Linked DNA regions of Homo sapiens: regions 1 and 3 are each linked to region 2. A link is a contact called in ENCODE Hi-C data. All regions are on one chromosome and are shown on one strand. The core of a region is the stretch at or near the end of the contact, and the rest is flanking DNA. Distances in the headings are between cores, read along the strand shown.

The links. Hi-C counts contacts between places; a loop is a spot of excess contacts on that map. Pooled maps may share reads with other maps.
Region 1: a loop to region 2 is called in a map of GM12878, with 2.7 times the contacts of the local background. The contact joins two enhancer-like sites. A Hi-C loop is called at or near these places in 1 of 168 maps with a recorded cell type or tissue (GM12878), 5 of 37 single-sample maps with no recorded cell type and 3 of 50 pooled maps.
Region 3: a loop to region 2 is called in a map of ovary, with 1.9 times the contacts of the local background. The contact joins two enhancer-like sites. A Hi-C loop is called at or near these places in 8 of 168 maps with a recorded cell type or tissue (Caco-2, heart left ventricle, heart right ventricle and 5 more) and 9 of 50 pooled maps.

The regions. Positions count from the first base shown.
Region 1 is chrX:2,173,388-2,176,097 of GRCh38, reverse strand. No RefSeq gene overlaps it. Among named protein-coding and RNA genes, the nearest start is that of DHRSX, 330 kb to the left of the region's middle. Within about 2 kb of position 1,282, at least 2 of the 41 ENCODE cell types and tissues checked have a DNase peak (open chromatin) inside an H3K27ac peak, as active enhancers do.
Region 2 is chrX:2,323,892-2,326,641 of GRCh38, reverse strand. All of the region lies in intron 3 of DHRSX (dehydrogenase/reductase X-linked), which reads left to right. All of the region lies in intron 1 of LOC124905239 (a long non-coding RNA gene), which reads right to left. Among named protein-coding and RNA genes, the nearest start is that of DHRSX, 180 kb to the left of the region's middle. Within about 2 kb of position 1,406, at least 14 of the 41 ENCODE cell types and tissues checked have a DNase peak (open chromatin) inside an H3K27ac peak, as active enhancers do; they include sigmoid colon, where a contact is called at or near this core.
Region 3 is chrX:2,483,477-2,486,176 of GRCh38, reverse strand. All of the region lies in intron 1 of DHRSX (dehydrogenase/reductase X-linked), which reads left to right. Among named protein-coding and RNA genes, the nearest start is that of DHRSX, 16 kb to the left of the region's middle. Within about 2 kb of position 1,424, at least 10 of the 41 ENCODE cell types and tissues checked have a DNase peak (open chromatin) inside an H3K27ac peak, as active enhancers do; they include sigmoid colon, where a contact is called at or near this core.

The sequences.
Region 1 (2,710 bases), core at 33-2,532, 150 kb after region 2:
TACATGCAGGTGTGAGTGTATCTGTACATGCATGTGTATGCCTGGGTTTCAGTGGAAGCAGGGCTGCAAAGAGGAGAAACACTTAGACCCTGACACACAAGAGTTCTCATTTCGGTAGATGAGCTGGCTGTGTATGCAAAGAGGAGAATAGAGGACAAAGACAGGATCAGCATCGTAGCGCTGATGACGACAGCTCTGGACTCCTCTTGATGAGGGCTGTGGCACACATCGAGGGGAGCACTGCTGAAAACAACATAGAATGTGATTTGGACCCAGCATGCAATCTACAAAGGCCGTGCTGCCGACACGGGGCAGGATTTTGGTTGACAGGTTGGTGTTGGAGTGGAAGACCTTCTCCAAAGAGGCTTTCTTGAAATCACAAAAGGAAGGGATCCATGAAGGAGAAGCAGTGCCGAGAGGAAGGGCAGAGACCACAGAGTGCACCCGTGCACGTGTGCAAATGCCTCATGTGTGCGTGAATGCATGTGTGCGTGTGTAAAATGCACATATGCTTTTAGCTGCATGCGTGCGTGTGCAGATGCGTGTGAAAACCTGTGCACACCTGCAATGTATATGTATATGTGTATGCACGAGTGTGAATAGCCGTGTGCATGCGTGAGTGTATGTGTATGTGGATGAGCGTGGGAACCCTGAAGGGAGCCTCTCTGCAGTTTCTGGGACACAGGTTGTAGTTAACCTAGGACAAAAAGTCAGTAGAGTCCTTTATGGGCTGCTGATGAATGAGGCCTGCTACCAGGAAGGAATGGTTTTTTTGTTTTTGTTTTTGTTTTTTTTTTCCGACAGAGTCTTGCTCTGTCTCCCAGGCTGGAGTGCAGTGGGCCGATCTCAGCTCACTACAACCTCCGCTTCCCGGGTTCAAGCGATTCTCCTGCCTCAGCCTCCCGAGTAGCTGGGACGACAGGCATCCGCCACCACGCCTGGCGATTTTTTTTTTTTTTTTTTTTTTTTAGTAGAGACGGGGTTTTACCATATTGGGCAGGCTGGTCTTGAACTCCTGACCTTGTGATCCGCCCGCCTCGGCCTCCCAAAGTGCTGGGATTACAGGCGTGAGCCACCGCACCCGGCCAGGAAGGATTGTTTTGCACGCCAGGGTTTCTCTTTAGCTTATGATTTCTTCCACCAAATCTGTCCCAACCCTGCTGTGTCTGTCCCTACCAGCGGCTGCAGTGTGAGTGAATCCAGGCATGACTGCATGAACACCCAGCTTCCTGTTTGGTCACTTAGTAACCACTAGATGACGTTTACTGAGCTCTTAGCAGGCACATTCTAATCCCCGTAATTTTGTTTACTCGGTTGGAGGAGAAACATTGTCTCTTCTCCACTTTCCCAGCTGTAATGCAAACCTTAGCATACAAGAAACAGGCCGGGCGCGGTGGCTCACGCTTGTAATCCCAGCACTTTGGGAGGCCGAGGCGGGCGGATCACGAGGTCAGGAGATCGAGACCACGGTGAAACCCCGTCTCTACTAAAAATACAAAAAAAAAAAAAACAAAAAAAAAAAACCCGGCGCGGTTGGGGGCACCTGTGGTCCCAGCTACTCGGAGAGGCTGAGGCAGGAGAATGGTGTGAACCCGGGAGGCGGAGCTTGCAGTGAGCCGAGATTGCACCACTGCACTGCAGCCTGGGCGACAGAGCAAGACTCTGTCTCAATAAAAAAAAAATAAAAAAGAAACAGAAGGAGGCACGCTAAAAACTAAAAGTAGGAGGTTAAGGGAAGGGAGGAAAGAGAAAAACCAAAGGATGGGGGTGGGTTCAAACCACATTTTATGCCGCTGGATCGTGTTGTAATATTTCTACATGCTTGGGAATTACAGGCATGCATGGAATAGTATGCAACTGTGAAAAAGGAATGAGATCATGTCTTTTACAGGAATATGGATGGAGCTCGAGGCCATCACCCTTAGCAAACTAATGCAGTAACAGAAAATCAAATACTGCACTTTGTCACTTATAAGTGGGAGCTAGGCCGGGCGCGGTCACTCAGGCCTGTAATCCCAGCATTTTGGGAGGCCGAGGCAGGTGGATCACGAGGTCAGGAGTTTGAGAGCAGCTTGGCCAACATGGTGAAACCCTATCTCTACTAAAAATACAAAAATTAGCCGGGCGTGGTGGCAGGCACCTGTAATCCCAGCTACTGGGGAGGCTGAGGCAGAAGAATCATTTGAACCCGGGAGGCGGACGTTGCAGTGAGCCAAGATCACGCCATTGCACTCCAGCCTGGGCGACAGGGTGACACTCCGTCTCAAAAAAATAAAAAAATAAATAAGTGGGAGCTAAATGAGGAGAACTCATGAACACAAAGAAGGGAGCAAGAGACACCTCTACTTGAGGGTGGAGGGTGGGAGGAGGGAGAGGGGCAGAAAAGATAACTATTGGTACTGGGCTTAATACCTGGGTGATGGAATCATCTGTACAACAAACTGCGGTGACACAAATTGACCTACAACAAACCTGCACGTGTACCCCCAAACCTAAGATAAAAGTTTAAGGGAAAGAATGAAGCAAGCTAAACTTTAGACAACAATAACAGCAACAAGAAAAAGAAGTGACAGGTGTAATTACTTTCATTACTGCCTCAGCCACTTGTGGAAGCATTTTTCCGGTGTTGTGGTATTGTTACATTTTATGGACAACGTTTTTGTGACGATGGACAAACCTGAGCCCCAACACTTGAAAACAAAATTATGTT
Region 2 (2,750 bases), core at 157-2,656:
GATATTTCTTTGATCTTCACCCTGGGAACCTGGTGGAGCTCCCGGAGGTAAAATTTGTGAAAGTACAAGGTCCCCTCTAAGATGGGCCCCCAGAAGTTTTTCTGTTGTTGTTGTTTTTTGAGACAGAGTCTCGCTCTGTCACTCAGGCTGGAGTGCAGTGGTGCGATCTGGGCTCACTACAACCTCCACCTCCCAGGGTCAAGCAATTCTCCTGCCTCAGCCTCCCGAGTAGCTGGGATTACAGGTGCCTGCCACCACGCCCGGCTAATTTTTGTATTTTTAGTAGAGACGGGGTTTCACTATGTTGGCCAGGCTGGTCTCGAACTCCTGACCTCAGGTGATCTGCCCGCCTTGGCCTCCCAAAGTGCTGGGATTACAGGTGCGAGCCACCATGCCTGGCCAGGAGTTTTTAACTTACTTAGGCTTGTCCACTGTCAGCCTGCAGCTGTTTAATAATTACCCTGCAAATGTGTCCATCAGGTGCTGGCTCCAGCAGGAACTCCTAGACAAGCACAATTCCACTTGCCACCTGTCTGTCCAGTCTTCAGGCAGCATTTCGTCTTGTGATCTCTATTTTCTGATGGATCGCAGAGTTGCTGATTTTCAGTATGTTCTGCTCTTTGCCTATTGTGAGGATAGGAATTAAAATGCGCAAGCTCTCTACATGTTAGTGAAGTGGCTACGTTGTCTGGGGTATATACCCTGGGGTTCGTCATTGGGCATCAGGAAAATTTAGGACAAAGACACACACGAGGAGTTTAGGAGTGGAAGTTTAATCAGGAGAAGAGAAAGAGAAATGGTTTTCTCTATAGAGAAAGGGGTCTCCGAGCGGAAAGGACCAGCTGGCACCAAATGTGATGGATTTTATAGTCCAGTTTGAGGAGGCGGTGTCTCATTTACATAGAGCTCAGAGATTGGTTCCATCAAGCATGGCATTTACATAGCCCACAGGAAAGGCTGGTTGCCCACCCTAATCGTTTATGCAAATGGGCTTTGTAGTTGGTCGGGGCTCTCCGAGAGATTGGTTCCATCAAGCATGACATTTACATAGCCCACAGGAAAGGCTGGTTGCCCACCCTAATCGGTTATGCAAATGGGCTTTGTAGTTGGTCGGGGCTCTCGGTCCTGTTTTTCTTACTTTACATGTGGCTGACAAAGAGGAGGGAAGATGGAGCCACTGTCTTGAACGTGTCTAGTCTCTAGTTCCTGCTGGGAAGATGGAGCCGCCGTTTTGAATGTGTCTAGTCCCTAGTTCCTGCCGGGAAGATGGAACCGCCATCTTGAACGTGTCTAGTCCCTAGTTCCTGCCGGGAAGATGGAGCCGCCATCTTGAACGTGTCTAGTCCCTAGTTCCTGCCCGGAAGATGGAGCCGCCATCTTGAACGTGTCTAGTCGTTAGTTCCTCCCGGGAAGATGGAGCCGCCATCTTGAACGTGTCTAGTCCCTAGGTCCTCCCGACATTCACCCGTACAAGCTCCCAGCTGGCTTGTGTATGTCTGCAGCTCGACTTGACAGGCTGTTCATTGTTAGAAAATGACTTGGGGCTGCTTTTCGTTAAAGAGAAAAGCTGCCGGGCGCAGTGGCTCACACCTGTCATCCCAGCACTTTTGGAGGCTGAGGCGGGTGGATCATTAGGTCAGGGGTTCGAGACGAGCCTGACCAGTGAAACCGCGTCTCTACTAAAAAAAAAAAAAACAAAACAAAAATTAGCCGGGCTTGGTGGTGCGTACCTATAATGCCAGCTACTTAGGAGGCTGAGGCAGGCGAATTGCTTGAACCCGGGAGGCGGAGGTTGCAATGAGCGAACATCACGCCACTACACTCCAGCCTGGGCGACAGAGCGGGACTCCATCTCAAAAAAAAAAAAAAAAAGAAAAGAAAAAAGCCTTGCCGAGGACTCCCATACCCTTACTGTCTGCCTAAGTGATTTCTTCTTAACTCCTGTATCACTGGCAGACTCTGAGTTGCCTGTTGGGTGGAGTACTATATTGCCGAGTATCATGACTGTATTAGATGTGAGGGAGACAGTGTGAATAGGACATGGTCCCTGAAGAGCACAGAGCTTTCACCTGGGGCTGGGCGGAGCTTCTGTCCTATCCAGTGTTATGGAACCCTTGCAAGCACAGGTCAAGCAGCTCAAGGGCTGGAAGACGTGCACACAAAATCCAAGGGCAACGTTGGAAAGAGGTTTAGTGTTTCTTAGAAAAATGCCAGAAGGCTGAAGAAGTGGGGGCCCCGAGCAGCTCTGAAGGGTGTGTATGCAATTAAACTGAAGCCAAAGGCTGAGAGAGAGGAGTGAGAGCCGCCTACGGAGCTCTGTGCAGCTTCATCATAAACTCACAGACAGGCTTCATGCAGCGCCGTCTCAGTGCATTCAATGTTTGGATTCCACATGCATGCGTCCTCAACCCCCTTGCAATGCTGTTCTCCTTGGAGGGAAATGGGTCCTTCTTACCCTATCACATGCAGGTATCTGGTCTACCAGATAAATGTGTGAGAAATCACCAACAAAGCAGAAATTACTTTTAATTACAAAGCAGAGTCATCGTAAAACTTTGTGCAAAATCTTTTTTTTTTTTTTTTTCCAGACAGGGTCTCCATCTGTTACCCAGGCTGGAGTGCAGTGGTGTGATCATGGCTCACTGCAACTTCAACTTCCGAGGCTCAGGTGATCCTCACATCTCAGCCTCCCAAGTAGCTGGGATGACAGGTGTGCACCACCACACCCAGCTAATTTTTACTATCTGCTT
Region 3 (2,700 bases), core at 175-2,674, 160 kb before region 2:
AAAGTGTTCCCCGGGAGCAGAGATTTTTGCCGGTTCCTTCACTTAGTGGATAGTTGTATAAACGGAGGCCCCATGGACGAGGCAGCCTGGATGGATCCGGATGGCATCAGCGCCTTCCCTCTCCCCCCAGCCTCCTTATCACCCCTCTCTTCCTGTCTTCCTCACCTCCTCTCACATGGTCTCTTCCTTCCCTCCTCCTTCCGTCCAACCCTCCCTCTCTTCTTCAGCCAACAAATCCTTCCTTTCTTCCTTCTTTCCTTCCTTCCTTCCCTCCCATCCTTGTCTCTTCTTCTCTCCCTTCCTTCCCTCCCTTCCCTTCTTTCTTTCTCTCCCTTCCTTCCTTCTCTCCCTTCCTTCCTTCTCTCCCTTCCTTCCTTCTCTCCCTTCTCTCCCTTTTCTCCCTTCCTTCCTTCTCTCCCTTCCTTCCCTCCCTTCTCTCCCTTTTCTCCCTTCCTTCTCTCCGTTCCCTCCCTCCCCTCCCTCTCTGCCTCCCTTTCCTCCCCTCCCTCCTTCCCCCATCCCTCCCTCCCTCCTTCCCTCTCCTCCCTCCCTCCTTCCTTCCCTCTGTCCCTCCCTGTCTCCCTCCCTTCCTCCTTCCTTCCTTTCCTCCCTCCCTCTGTCCCTCCCTCCCTTTTCTCCCTCCCTCCCTTCCTCTTTCGTTTTCCTTCCATCCCTTTTTCCTTCCTCCCTCCCTCTTTTCCTCCCTCCTGAGAAAACAATGGCCCCCAAGAAACACAGGAAGGCCGGGATGTGCACCTCTGCCCAGACTTGCCCTTTCCAAGTGCTGTTGGTTGACTGCCTGTCCTTGGGCATCATTAAAATGCCGAAATTTCTCTTTCTTGCACGTTTTGGGTTGAAAGGGGTTCATTTTCAGTCCTCATAACTAAGCATTTGCATCGTGATGTTCATTTAAGTGGGACATGTTTACACGTTTTTCCCATTAGGAGTAATTCTAGTCCTTGAGGGTTTCTTACAGAGACATTTCCCTAACCCCGACGGTTCTCATCCCAGCCTGTGTGGCACTCCTTCCGCACAGTGGTGGGATTTTTCGGTTCGGTTTTGTTTTCACGCTTGCATCTGGCTGCACAGCCCTAACTCTGAGCTGGTTGTTTTTGTTTCCCCCCCACTTTGCAGAATTGCCTGCTTCGAACTGTTTTCCCAGCAGGCCTCTGAAGGGTGAGGAAAACAGCTTGGGGAAAGTGAGAAAAAGGTTTCGGATGTTTTAGTAAAGAGGCAGCTGGTGGGAAGGAGCCGGTTGGGCTGTTTCTGGGGTGCCGAAATCTCGGTGGTGACGTTCATTTGCTCGTGAGTGCAGAGGAGGCCCAGAGACCGGGTTCCTGGCGCAGCCAGCTCCTGCTTTTGTTCCGACCATCTTCCTGCGCCTTCTGCGAGTCTCAGATGTGCTTGGGCAGCAGTTCTACTGTTTTCCCCTCTGTGATCTCAGGCCCGCCGCCCCGTCCTTTCCCAGTGATTTCTGCTCCGTCAAATCGTGGGGCTCACCTGAGAGTTTTATAAAATGAACTCGCCATGCCCCTGCCTGGTGAACAGAGAATGCAAACTCTCACAGGACCGTCTGCAGCAAAACGGCAGTGTTTTGCTCATTTCTTCAGACGACGAAAACAGCAGGGTTTGGCTCGTTTCTTCCAGATTTTCTCAAACTGCATGAGTTCCTTTCTGAGCAACTTCTGGGAAGCTTTCGGGTTTCAGGGCTTTGCAGCCAGGCTCCTTCCTAGCTGCGGCTGCCTGTCCTTTTGTGTTGCAGTCAGATGCGGGAGGTCCTTGGCATGAGTACCCTGATGGTGTCAACTTTAAGGGGTCAGAGAGGAAATATTTTTGGCTCCGCGGACCATGCATTCTCTGTCTCTCAACAACTTAGTTTTGCCGTTGTGTCTAAAAGCATCCATTGCTGGGTGTGGTGGCTCACATCTGTCATCCCAGCACTTTGGGAGGCCGAGGCGGGTGGATCGCCTGAGGTCAGGAGTTCAAGACCAGCCTGGCCAACATGGTGAAACCCCATCTCTACTAAAAATACAAACATTAGCTGGGCATGGTGGTGGGCACCTGTAATCCCAGGTACTGAGGCTGAGGCAGGAGAATCGCGTGAACCAGGGAGGCGGAGGTTGTAGTGAGCTAAGATCGTGCCACTGCGCTCCATCCTGGGCGACAAGAGCGAGACTCCGTGTATTCCACTCCCACTTCGTGGGCACTAAATTTTATATAAATGTTGTGTCAAGAAATATTATTGCTCTGTTGACTTCTTTTTTTCCCCCAACCATTAAGAAATTCAGAAAAAAAATGTACGAATGTAAACACTGTTCTTGGTGAGTGGGCCTTCCAAAAATAACCGCTGGACTTTGTTGAAACTACTTTTTTTTTTTTTTTTTTTTGCCACTTTTTCCCTTTTTTTTCTCGAGGCACCAATTGGAATCCACTTATTTGTCCTGGTTTGAGAAACAGCTCAGATCGCACACTCTGGGCTCTGTGTTTCTTTAGGTAACACACGTGAGGTTTTTGTCACTGGAATTCAGTAATCTGTGTTAATATTATCACAAAAGAACCGGGGGGCATTTGTGTCTTCTCAGAATTGCTGATTAAAACAGCTGCATGGCCAGGTGCAGTGGCTCTCATGCCTGTGATCCCAGCACTTTGGGAGGCCGAGGCAGGCGGATCGCTTGAGCCCAGGAGTTTGAGACCAGCCTG